2 separate regions of the Homo sapiens genome follow, and region 2 is linked to region 1. The links are chromatin loops, found by intact Hi-C in ENCODE. Cell type or tissue: Caco-2. All regions are shown on one strand. Links, peaks and the distances in the headings refer to the core of each region. The heading gives the core; the rest is flanking DNA.

Region 1 (5,385 bases), core at 334-5,333:
CTGGGAAGACATAAACGATTGGCATTGATGTCCGAAGCCTACCGTAACAGATTACCACTGACTTGGTAGCTTAAAACAATAGGAATGTATTCTCTCAGTGGCGAAGGGCAGAAGTCCAAAATCAAGGTGTTAACAGAGCCATGCCCGCTCTGAAGGCTCTAGGGGAGAATCCCCTCTTGCCTCTTCTAGCTTCTGGTGGCACCAGGTGGTCATTGGCTGTGGCAGCATCACTCCAGCCTCTGCCTAGTTCTTCACTTGGCCTTTTCTTCTTCTCTGTGTCTTCTCCTCTTCCATCTCCTATAAAGACATTTGTCACTGGGTTTAGGACATGCCCCAATAATCCAAGTTAATTTCATCTTGAGATCTTAACTTAATTATACCCACAGATATCCTTTTTCCAAATAAAGTCCCATCTACGAGTTCTAGGGGTTAGGATGTGGTCATGTCTTTTTAGGGACCACCATTCAACCCACTACAGGGTTGCCGTGTTGATCAGTTGAGCTAATATATATCAAATGCTTAGTTAGGACAGTGCCTTGCATGCAGTAAGAGCAAATTAAGTGCTTTTTAAATTTTATCTTCAATTTTTTAATTTTTTTTTTTTTAAGAGATAGGGTTTTGCAATGTTGTCTAGGCTGGACTCAAACTTCTGGGCTCAAGGGATCCTCCTGCCTCAGTCTCCTGAGTAGCTGGGACTATAGGTGTGAGCCACTGCACCTAGATTAGTGCTTTTTCAGATCTTACAATAATCCTATAATAAAAGCTGAGACAGAAGTTGTAAATTACTACAGTGTCTGGCACATGGTAAGTGCTCAGGGGATGTTAGTTATTAATTTAACAATTTTGGACCAAAGGCCTACTGTGTGTCAGGTATTCTGTTCTAAGTGCCAGGAATGCAGTAATAATAAATAATAAGTAATTAATAATAATAAAGGACAAAGAACACCAAAAAGGCTTTCCCCTTGCCTGTGCTTACATTCCAGTGTTTTTGTGAATACAATTCTCACCAGCCCCACCATCATCATAAATGCCAGCCTTGTAATACCAAGCTACCCAAACAAGATGCTGAAGAATGAGTTTCCTATGTGGAAGGGGTCAATGAAGACAGCCCATAGTCAAACCAAATTTCTGCTTGTGGTTTCAAAAGGATGAAAGATCCATTTTAGCTTTAGTAAAACAGGGTTCAAAGGTCTGGAGTTTGGTTTACTAGGGAGTTTTTTTGTTTTGTTTTGTTTTGTTTTGTTTCCAATTTGTTGAGATTTGGTAGACAAGCAAGGGGCATCAGTCTTGTCTGAAAGTTCTGTCAGCTCATGGTCTGGAGGTGGTGCCCAGGCTGCTGGTGGGGAAGGGCCCAGTGGAGGCAGGGCTGTTGGGGATGAGGCTGAGAGGCCTATGGGCAGAGGGCCACAGGGTGCATTAACCTCAGAGAGCAGCAATGCTGGTCCCTGTTGCTGTGACAACAGCAGACCGCGCCAGGAGACCCAGAGGATGAATTAAATGGAAGGAAATTGCTGGTGCCCTCAGAAGAAAAAAGAAATTAAAGCAAGCTTCTCAGGAATCTGTGGATGTTGCTGTGACCTCCACTCGTGTTGAACATGTCAGCAAGGAACATTCTTGGCGATGGGGTTGGGAGGACCTGCCTTGCCCACAGGATGTCCTTCGGAAAAAGAAGATTGATTGCACAAATCACAGACGCTAACTTTCCCTGGCTGGCCCTGGAACAAGAAACCCCCCTCCACAGTGAGTGCCAGGCTGTGCTCAGCAATGGCAGGATGGCCCATTTTATCTTCCAGCTTATCCCACATCTGTTGAGTTTGCCCCGATGGGACATGGTGACCTGGAAACTCACACAGAGCTCAGTTTCGGGATGGATCGTATAGAAAATAAACACATGGGATAAATACAGCACAGGGCAGGAAGAAATGGTTTTAAAGTTACCAGGAGAACTGCGGGTGAGGTCAGGTTCAGAAATGGGACTGATTTCGGAGGCCCTTAGTACTGACATCACTCAAATTGCTCAACAGAGACCTCCAAGTGGAGCAGTGGCTTTTGGAGTTTGCCCAGCTCTATGTGTGCTACCAGGCAGAAGTGCTCTGACCTAGTTTTCTTTCTTTCTTTTTTTTTTTAAAGAAAATTTTACTGCTTGTTGTGAGGCCTCCAACAGGGCACTGAACTCGAGTAGATTTTTTTTTTTCTTACTATTTTACATGTCAGGTTCCACATCTCTCTCACAGAGACGTGCCGGCCTCCAAATGGGCTGCCTGGCGACAGGACCAAAGTGAGAGCCTGGGCATGGCGTCAGCCTCTGTCCTTTTGCTCCCTCAGCTCAGGCTGCATCCCAAGGCACTGGGATTCTGTGTTTAGGGCTCTGCCCTGCTGAGAAAGAGAGAAAATGGCCTTTTGAGGGATTGAACCAGAGGGCAGCCTGCAATACAACCTCCTGGTAATTGAATCGTGAGTCCTCAAGCCCTCGCTGCAAATACGCCAGCAGCTCTCCTTTGCATTTAGAATAGCATCCAGACTCTTCATCATGGTCTCTGAGGCCCTGCCTGACCTGGTTCCTGCCTACTTCCCCGCCCTCGCCCTCCAGCACTTTGCCTTCCTCCTGCCTTTCCAGCCACAGGCATGCTCTTTCTGTTCTTCAAGTTCCCCAGGCTCATTTCCTCCCCAGGATCTTTGCACGTGGTCCTGACCTCTGCTTGGACAGCTCTGACCCCAGATTCCCATGTGTTGACTCCTCATCTGATTTGCACTCAGACATCACTTTCTCAAACAAACCTAGGCCACCACCTTGTGCAAAATGGCCCTGCCGCCCATGGGTCACTACTGGTCACAGCCCTGTGCTTGCTTTCCTTCTTGGCATTTATTGCTATCTGAGGTCATCTTATTCAGTTATTTGTTTACTCCTTTGTCGTAGCCCCCCATCCTACCCCCCAGTGTAAGCTCCGTGAAAACAATGAGTCTGTAATTCTTGTTCAACATTCTTATCCCAATCTCTAAAACAGTGCCTGGCTTATGGTGGGTACTTAATAAATATTTGTTAAGTGAATGACTGCTTACCAAGAGAGTGACCTTTCCAAAATCTTGCCAGGAGAAGAAGGATTGAAAATCCTCAAGGAATGAGTTTCCCTTGGCCCAATAAGCCCGATTTTAAAGGATACAGGCTGTCTCCACAGAGATGCTCTTGCCCAAAGTCTCAGTTAATTGAATCTGATAATCACTGTTTGGGGTTGGAGTGTACCTGTTAGGACAGTTTCTGCTACAAGAAACAGAAAACCCGATTAAAACTCACTTAAATAGTTAGGACATTCACTAGATCACTTAACAGGAAATCCTAGGGTAGGGCTCTTCCAGGGTCAGTGAATTCAGTGGCTAATGATAGTATCAAGGATTCGAGTTCTTTCGATCTGTCCATTCTGCCATTCTCTATCTATAGCTGTTTCTCTTAGGTTTGTCCTCTCATGTCACAGGATGACTGCATTAACCAAGGGTATCATCTCAATAGTCAAAAAGACCAGAAGAGGGAATGAGCCTCTTTTCCTTTTTAAGAGCAAAATGAGTTTCTTAGCAGACTTTCCTTCCTGTCCCCTTGGCCAGAGTTGTAACACATACTTATTCCTAAAACACTCACTGGCAAGCGGAATCCTCCTCTATTTGGCTTTGACTAATAACAGTTCATCTCCTGGGATGAGAGAGGGGCCTAACTTCCCCCAACACACCTAGCCTCCAGATACATGCGTCAGTTGGAAGCTGTTAGGTTGACATCTACAAGCTCTACTATAAAATGAAAGGCCTTCTGACTATAGCGCTTTTTAGAGCACAGATCACCCTGTTAGCAGGTGATGGACTTGGAGAAATCCTTAGACACCCAATTAAGTAAACTTTAAGGCCACATTAACAAAAGCAGAGTGTCATAGGAAAGTGGAGAAAATGGGATAAAAATAGAAGTAAAAGGGGAAAGAGGAAGTATGAAGTATTCATGGTCCGTGATGATAGAACTTCATCTAAAAGAATTAAGTGTCGCATAGCTTCTTTGTTCATTGACCTCAGTTGTCCTCTATTTATTGGGGCTGTGTTGTTAAGTTTAAACAATGCTCACTGAACATCTACTTCATACTAGATTCTGGTCCAGAATTTTGTTTTCCCAAGCAGCGTTTCACTCAATCATGTCTGTTATTCATTCTCAAAAATTTCTAGAAAAGGAGATGCTGTCATTAACCTTATAGCCCTTAGTCTGTGACTTCAAGGAAGACTTTTTGCCTCGGAAATACCTAAGAGAAGAGTAAACCCTTTGGGTCTCTGCATACAATTTCTCTGGAGACCAATCTTTGACAGCCTATGGCCTGACCAAATGTATTTTCTCAGGATATCACAAGGGATACTTTAGTTTTCAGTATTTAACACTAATGAGATATTCTCATCTCTTTGTTTTCTTTGGTGCTATTTTCATGGCAGATTTATTAAGAAAAAGTACAACCACATTATCTCCTGGCTGCTGAAAACATTTGGTATCAATATAGCATTCTACCTTTGTTATGATCGGTATCTCCATTCCTCTATGAGTAAATACTACTACTCATATTTTGCTTTAACCAAATCCTATAGGAGTTAGTCCTCATAAAAATATTTTTATTCCTGCTTCCCACCATCTTTCTTTGAAAAGACTGGTGACCTAAACTATTCCCCCTCTTTCCATGCATCACAGTGAGAAGCAGCTCACTGTGCACTGGTATCAACTTGCCTCAGTCTGGTGAGACAGAACACCCGTACATACAATGAGTTACACAGAGTGGGTTTATTACTTTTGGATAGGCAGCAAGGGACAGCAGAAGCCTAGGATTCAGGGTGAGACAGTCCCCCAAGGCTCAGGAAAACTGTCCGGGGCAGTTGGGGTCTCAACTGCACATGCCCCACTTGGATAATAGCTGAGGGACCCCAGAAAACAGCTCACCCTGGTTTCATACACAGAGGTCACATGATTCACTGGTATAAAGCATTGAAGGACATCCTGTTTCTAAGTGGGGACTGGAACAGAGCCTGGCTGTTCTAGCCAGCTCACTCTTATCTCAGAATGTTGAATTCTCAGCCCATCCTACAGTTATTCATGAGAACTACAAGTGAGAAAAGGGAGAGAACCGGGTCAGTCCAAGGACACCTGGAAAACTGTCCTACACCCAGGACTGTAATGGACTATGTCAGTCTTACCTAATAACAACTTTGTTATTTTTTTTTATTTTTGTTCATTTTTGTTTTTATTGTTTAATTATTAAATACTTCAGCCTACACAAACAATACAACAGACATCCATTTACTCATCACTCACATTAACAACTGTGTTAACATTTTGTCATATTCACTTCAGATCTTTATTTATTTATTTATTTA
Region 2 (5,385 bases), core at 186-5,185, 62 kb after region 1:
ATTCTCACCCCAAGAGATTCTTTTGGCTTAAAACCCTTCTTTCCAGGAAGTTGTTAAATCTAACAGAGAAAGAGAGAGAGAGAACCAGACTCCGTATATACATTGTTAAGTGTCAGAGAGTTCTAGGAGGGGTGTGTGTGTGGTGTGGGGGGGTGGGAGGGATGAGTGTGTATGTGTGTGTGTGTCTATGTATGTTTCTGTTTTCTTTTGAATGGATGAAAGGACTGTAAATCTATTCTGGATCACCTGGATGATCACTCGGGGACTGTTGACCACACTCTTTCAGTTCCCAAGTTTGCATGGAAGTTGATGCTCACACAGGGACCAAGGGAAGGCTAATACTACCCCATCCCAAGGTATACTGAAGAGAAGACAGAGTGGGAAAACTAAGTCATCAATGGCCCACACTAACTAAGGCATTCCACACTCAAAAAAGCCTGGTAGTTGATACCTTATTCATTGCTGGTGAAGGTGAACACAGAGCCAGCTTTGTAGGTCCTAAGTTCATTAGGATTTTTTCCTTGAATAATCTTTTGGTATTACATTTTGGGGTCTCATTAAATTGATTAACCTTTCAAAATAATGGAACAGAGGTTAACATGGGTTTACCATTAAAAAGGAGTAATTACAACAATGATAATAATAACTTATGAAGCCCTTTGTGTGTCCTGGGCACAGGGCTAAATGCTTTCCTTGTATTGTTGCATTGAATCTTCACAACTTCCCCATGAGTAAGCATTCTTACCATATCCACTTTACAGGAAAGCAGATAGAAACTAAGAGTTTCAGTCGCTTACCCGAATCACACAGTGGGATTTAAACCCAGGCAGTCTGACTCCAGACCCATCATTCTAAGCCACTGTGCTGGCCTCCCACAGTGAAACAGAAAGCATAAAACTATATTGCAGGATTCTAGATTCTAACAATCTGGTATTTTGTCTGTGGAAACAGCTCAAGTGTCCATCAACAGATAAATGGATGGTGCATTCTGTCACATTTATGTCAATGTTTTGGATTTTATTGGCACCGTAACTTTGTTTTTAATTTATAAATAAATCACATATATATTTACACATTTGTTTGGGTTTAATAGTTGTTTACTATTAAACAACTTTATAGTTTAAAGAACTATAAGCATATGAGGTTTATACCTAGTTTTATATATTTGTGCATATTTTAGTAATATTATAATAAAAGTGGCTTAGGTCAACACTGGCAGGCCACAGTAGTATGTCATTAACACCCTGAACACATTAACACTGTTTACTTTAAATAAAATCCCTTAATAGCCTAAGAGACTGAACCTATTTTGATGGCTGAGAATGAAGAGGTCATGAGAAGGTTCAAAACAGAAGTTCAGAAGTGGATCTGCAGTTGGTTACGAGGCACCAGACGGGCGGGTTGATGGTTATTTTCTCTCAGCTTTTTGAAGACCAGATTCTGCTCTCTCCTGGCCACTGTCGTCGTGTTGAGAAGTCTGCTGCCACTGTAAATGCCACTGTGGAGGACATCATTCTTTCCTCCAGCTATTTTTTTTTTTTTTTTTTTGAGACAGAGTTTCACTCTTGTTGCCCAGGCTGGAGTGCAAAGGCGTGATCTCAGCTCATCGCAACCTCCGCCTCCTAGGTTCAAGCGATTCTCCTGCCTCAGCCTCCCTGGGATTACAGGCATACTCCACCACGCCCCACTAATTTTGTATTTTTAGTAGAGACGGGGTGTCACCATGTTGGTCAGGGTGGTCTCGATCTCCCGATCTCAGGTGATCTGCCTGCCTTGGCCTCCCAAGGTGCTGGGATTACAGGTGTAAGCCACCACTCCTGGGTCTTCGAGCTATTTTTAAGATATTCTCTGTAGCATTCTTCATGCTCACAAAGGTATTCCTAAATGTGGATATGGTTTTATTTGTACTGAAGGGGACTCCATGTTTTTCCTGAACCTCAGGATTCTTGTGTTTCCTCAAAACTGGAAAATCATTGGTGATAATCTCTCCACACACCATCTCACCACATTTCCACGCTTCTGTCCTACAGGAACTCCTCCTCTCATTCTATTTTTCATGCCTCTGCCCTGCTCATTTATCTCACCACATGGCATTCTGGTTAATTTCTGCAAATCTATTTTTCTGTTTTCTGTATTCTCTTCAGATGTGTTCAATATATTTAACCCATACATTAGGATTTTTTTTTTTTTTTTTTGAGATGGAGTCTTGCTCTGTCGCCCAGGCTGGAGTGCAGTGGCTCCATCTCCGCTTACTGCAAGCTCCGCCTCCCGGGTTCACGCCATTCTCCTGCCTCAGCCTCCCAAGTAGGGGAAATAATTTTTTTGTATTTTCAGTAGAGACGGGGTTTCACCGTGTTAGCCAGGATAGTCTCGATCTCCTGATCTCGTGATCCACCTGCCTCGGCCTCCCAAAGTGCTGGGATTACAGGCGTGAGCCGCCGTGCCCGGCCACATAAGGATTTTTTTAATGGAGGGGGGACGTTTATGTCATCATTTACTTTTTAAAACAACTTTATCGAGATTGAATTTATGTACAATAATGCATACCTATTTATATTTATTAATATTTATTTTAAGTTCAAAATCATCACATTTATTGCTCCTTTAATTTCCCAAGTTTTCTTTTTTTAACTTTTATTTTAGGTTTGAGGGTACCTGTGAAGGTTTGTTACATAGGTAAACTCGTGTCATGGGGGTTTGTTGTACAGATTATTTCATCACCCAGGTATTAAGCCTCGTACCCAATAAGTATTGTTTCTGTTCCTCTCCTTCCTTCCATCCTCAAGTAAACCTCAGTGTCTGTTGTTTCTTCCTTTATAAGTTCTCATCATTTAGCTCCCACTTACAAGTGAGAATGTGGTATTTGGCTTTCTGTTCCTGTGTTAGTTTGCTGAGGATAATGGCCTCCAGCTCCATCCATGTTCCCACAAAAGACTGGTCTCATTCTTTCTTATGGCTGCATAAAAAAGTACATGTGGTACATATACACCATGGAATACATGGTGTATTCCATGGTGTATATGTACCACATGTTCTTTAGTTTGTCATTGATGGACATTTAGTTTGATTTCATGTCTTTGCTATTGTTAATAGGAGCACATCTATTTAAATTGTACAATTGGATACATTTTGATGAATGTATATACCCATGAAATCACCACCACACTCAAAATACAGAACATTTCTATCAACCCTAAAACTTTCCTTATGACCCTTTGGGAAATTTTCAATAATTATTTCTTCAGATATTTTTTCTATTCCCTCCTCTCTCCTCTTCCTCTGGAATTACAATCATATGTATACTGAACATCTGGATATTGCTCCCCCAGGTCTCTAAGGTTCTCTCCATTTTTCTTCAATCTTCATTTTTTTCTGTTGTTTGGGTGTGGCATTCTGTTGCATTATCTTCATGTTCCTTGATTCTTCCTTCTGCCATTCCCAATATTCAGTTAAGCCTATCTAGTGAACTTTTAAAATGTCAGATTTTGTACTTTTCAGCTCTAGAATTTCCCCCTTTTTTATTTTATATGTGTTTTAGTTTTAATTTCTCCACTGAGAGTTCCAAGCTGTTCATTCAATGTATACCACATTTTCCTTTGATTCTTCGAACATATTTATAATAACTTGTTTAAAGATTTTTGTCTGCTAAATGCAACATCTGGAGCCACTCAGAATCAGTTTCTATTGGCTGCCTTTTTCTCTGAGTGTAGAGTGCACTTTAATGTTTCTTTGCATGTATAGTAATTTCTGGTTGAAAGTTGGGCCTTAAGGCCAGGTGCGGTGGTTCATGCCTTTGATCCCAGCACTTTGGGAGGCCAAGATGGGCGGATCACAAGGTCAGGAGATCGAGACCACCCTGGCTAACACGGTGAAACCCTGTCTCTACTAAAAATACAAAAACAAAATTAGCCAGGCATGGTGGTGGGTGCCTGTAGTCCCAGCTACTCGGGAGGCTGAGGCAGGAGAATGGTGTGAATCCAGGAGATGGAGCTTGCAGTGAGCCGAGATCCTGCCACTGCACTCCAGCCTTGGCGACAGAGCGGCCATCTCAAAAAAAAAAAAAAGAAAGAAAGAAAGAAAGTTGGGCCTTATGGATAATACATTATGGCAACTCTAGATTCTGTTGTATTCTTCTGAGGACTACTGAGTTTTTGTTCTAGTAGGCAGCTGACTTGTTTAGTCTCCAACCACAAACTTTGTCCCCCTGTGATACACAGCAGCCAATATCTCTCTTCTCATGGCTTCCTATTGCTGCTTTTCTGCCTGCCCCTTTGGGGGTTTTCCCTGTTTCTGTGTAATTTGGTAGTTAGCCAAGGATTTCAGCAGAGATGGAAGTCACCTTCTTTGTGCACTTTCTTGCTTATAGGTGCTCCCTCTCCCTGATTTGTAGCTATTTGGCCGATTTTAGGCTGTCTCTGTCATTTCAAGGCTGCAAGATTCAATTTTCTGCCACCTGCATTGTGCATGGTTAGGAAATGTACCAAGTCTGTTTGTTTGTTTGTTTGTTTTTAAAAGGCAACACATTCACATTGCTCTGTATTCAAGGGGAGATTTCTCTCTGGTTTCTGTCTCCTTTTTCACCAGGTTCCTTAGGGTCTTTTACCACATATGTGTAGTTTAGCTTTTGGCCACAGACCTGGACAGAGTTTATACTCAGAGTTTTATACTTCTTCAGTGGTTTTTCTGCTGCCAGTACTTTTCCTGTAGACTTCTAGCTACTCTTCAGCCTTGAACTCCTATCTGTGGAACCTTTAGCTAGTAAGGCTGTGGTTTTCCATGGCTGTTTTTCACAGCCCTAGCTGTGAGGGTTGGGCATCACCCTCGGGTGAGGAAGATATAATCTTGAAATTCCTAGTCCTTCCTGTGGCAGTTTTTAAGATTAAAGTCTCCTGCTTCTATCTGCTTTTGGATTCTCTCCAGGGTCTTTAAATAGTTCTTCTTAAAAAAAGTTGTTTGTTGTTTTTTTTTTCCCCCTAAACCTGTTTTTATCATTGTTATCGGTGGGAACATTTCAAAACCACTTCAATCCTCTGCCATTTCTGGAAGTTTCTGCCTATTGGGTTTTTAATTTCAATGTCTCCATTTTTCATTTGAAGTTTTATTTAGTTACTTTCTGAATTAAATCTGCTAGTGTTTATGATAGCCTTTTTATTTCTCAATTTTAAGTCCTTTTTAAAAAATGTATTGGATCATTTTAAAGATGCTTATTTTATGGCCTGTATCCAGTCAGTGTCCTGAAGCTCTTGAATCTTCAGTATCTGAAGCTCTTGCATGTTCAGAAGTGCCTTTTGGTGTGTCTGCTGACTCTCTTTTAACTTTTTGTAAGTAATTTTTGAATTATGAGCTATTGATCGGGGTGCAGTAAACATGGAAACATCAAGCATC

What was found. Hi-C counts contacts between places; a loop is a spot of excess contacts. Peaks named below come from ENCODE experiments on the same cell type or tissue, not always from the same donor. Only the 100,000 strongest peaks of a DNase experiment are listed, where the experiment ranks them.
Region 2: it touches region 1 in a loop (11-fold over the local background); 1 of 110 quality-filtered maps calls a loop at or near these places.

Annotation. Positions count from the first base shown.
Region 1 is chr5:142,510,206-142,515,590 of GRCh38, forward strand. No RefSeq gene overlaps it. Among named protein-coding and RNA genes, the nearest start is that of FGF1, 170 kb to the right of the region's middle. In Caco-2, for the core only: no CTCF peak of the experiment used is centred there; a DNase peak (open chromatin) is centred at 2,636.
Region 2 is chr5:142,572,239-142,577,623 of GRCh38, forward strand. No RefSeq gene overlaps it. Among named protein-coding and RNA genes, the nearest start is that of FGF1, 110 kb to the right of the region's middle. In Caco-2, for the core only: no CTCF peak of the experiment used is centred there; no DNase peak of the experiment used is centred there.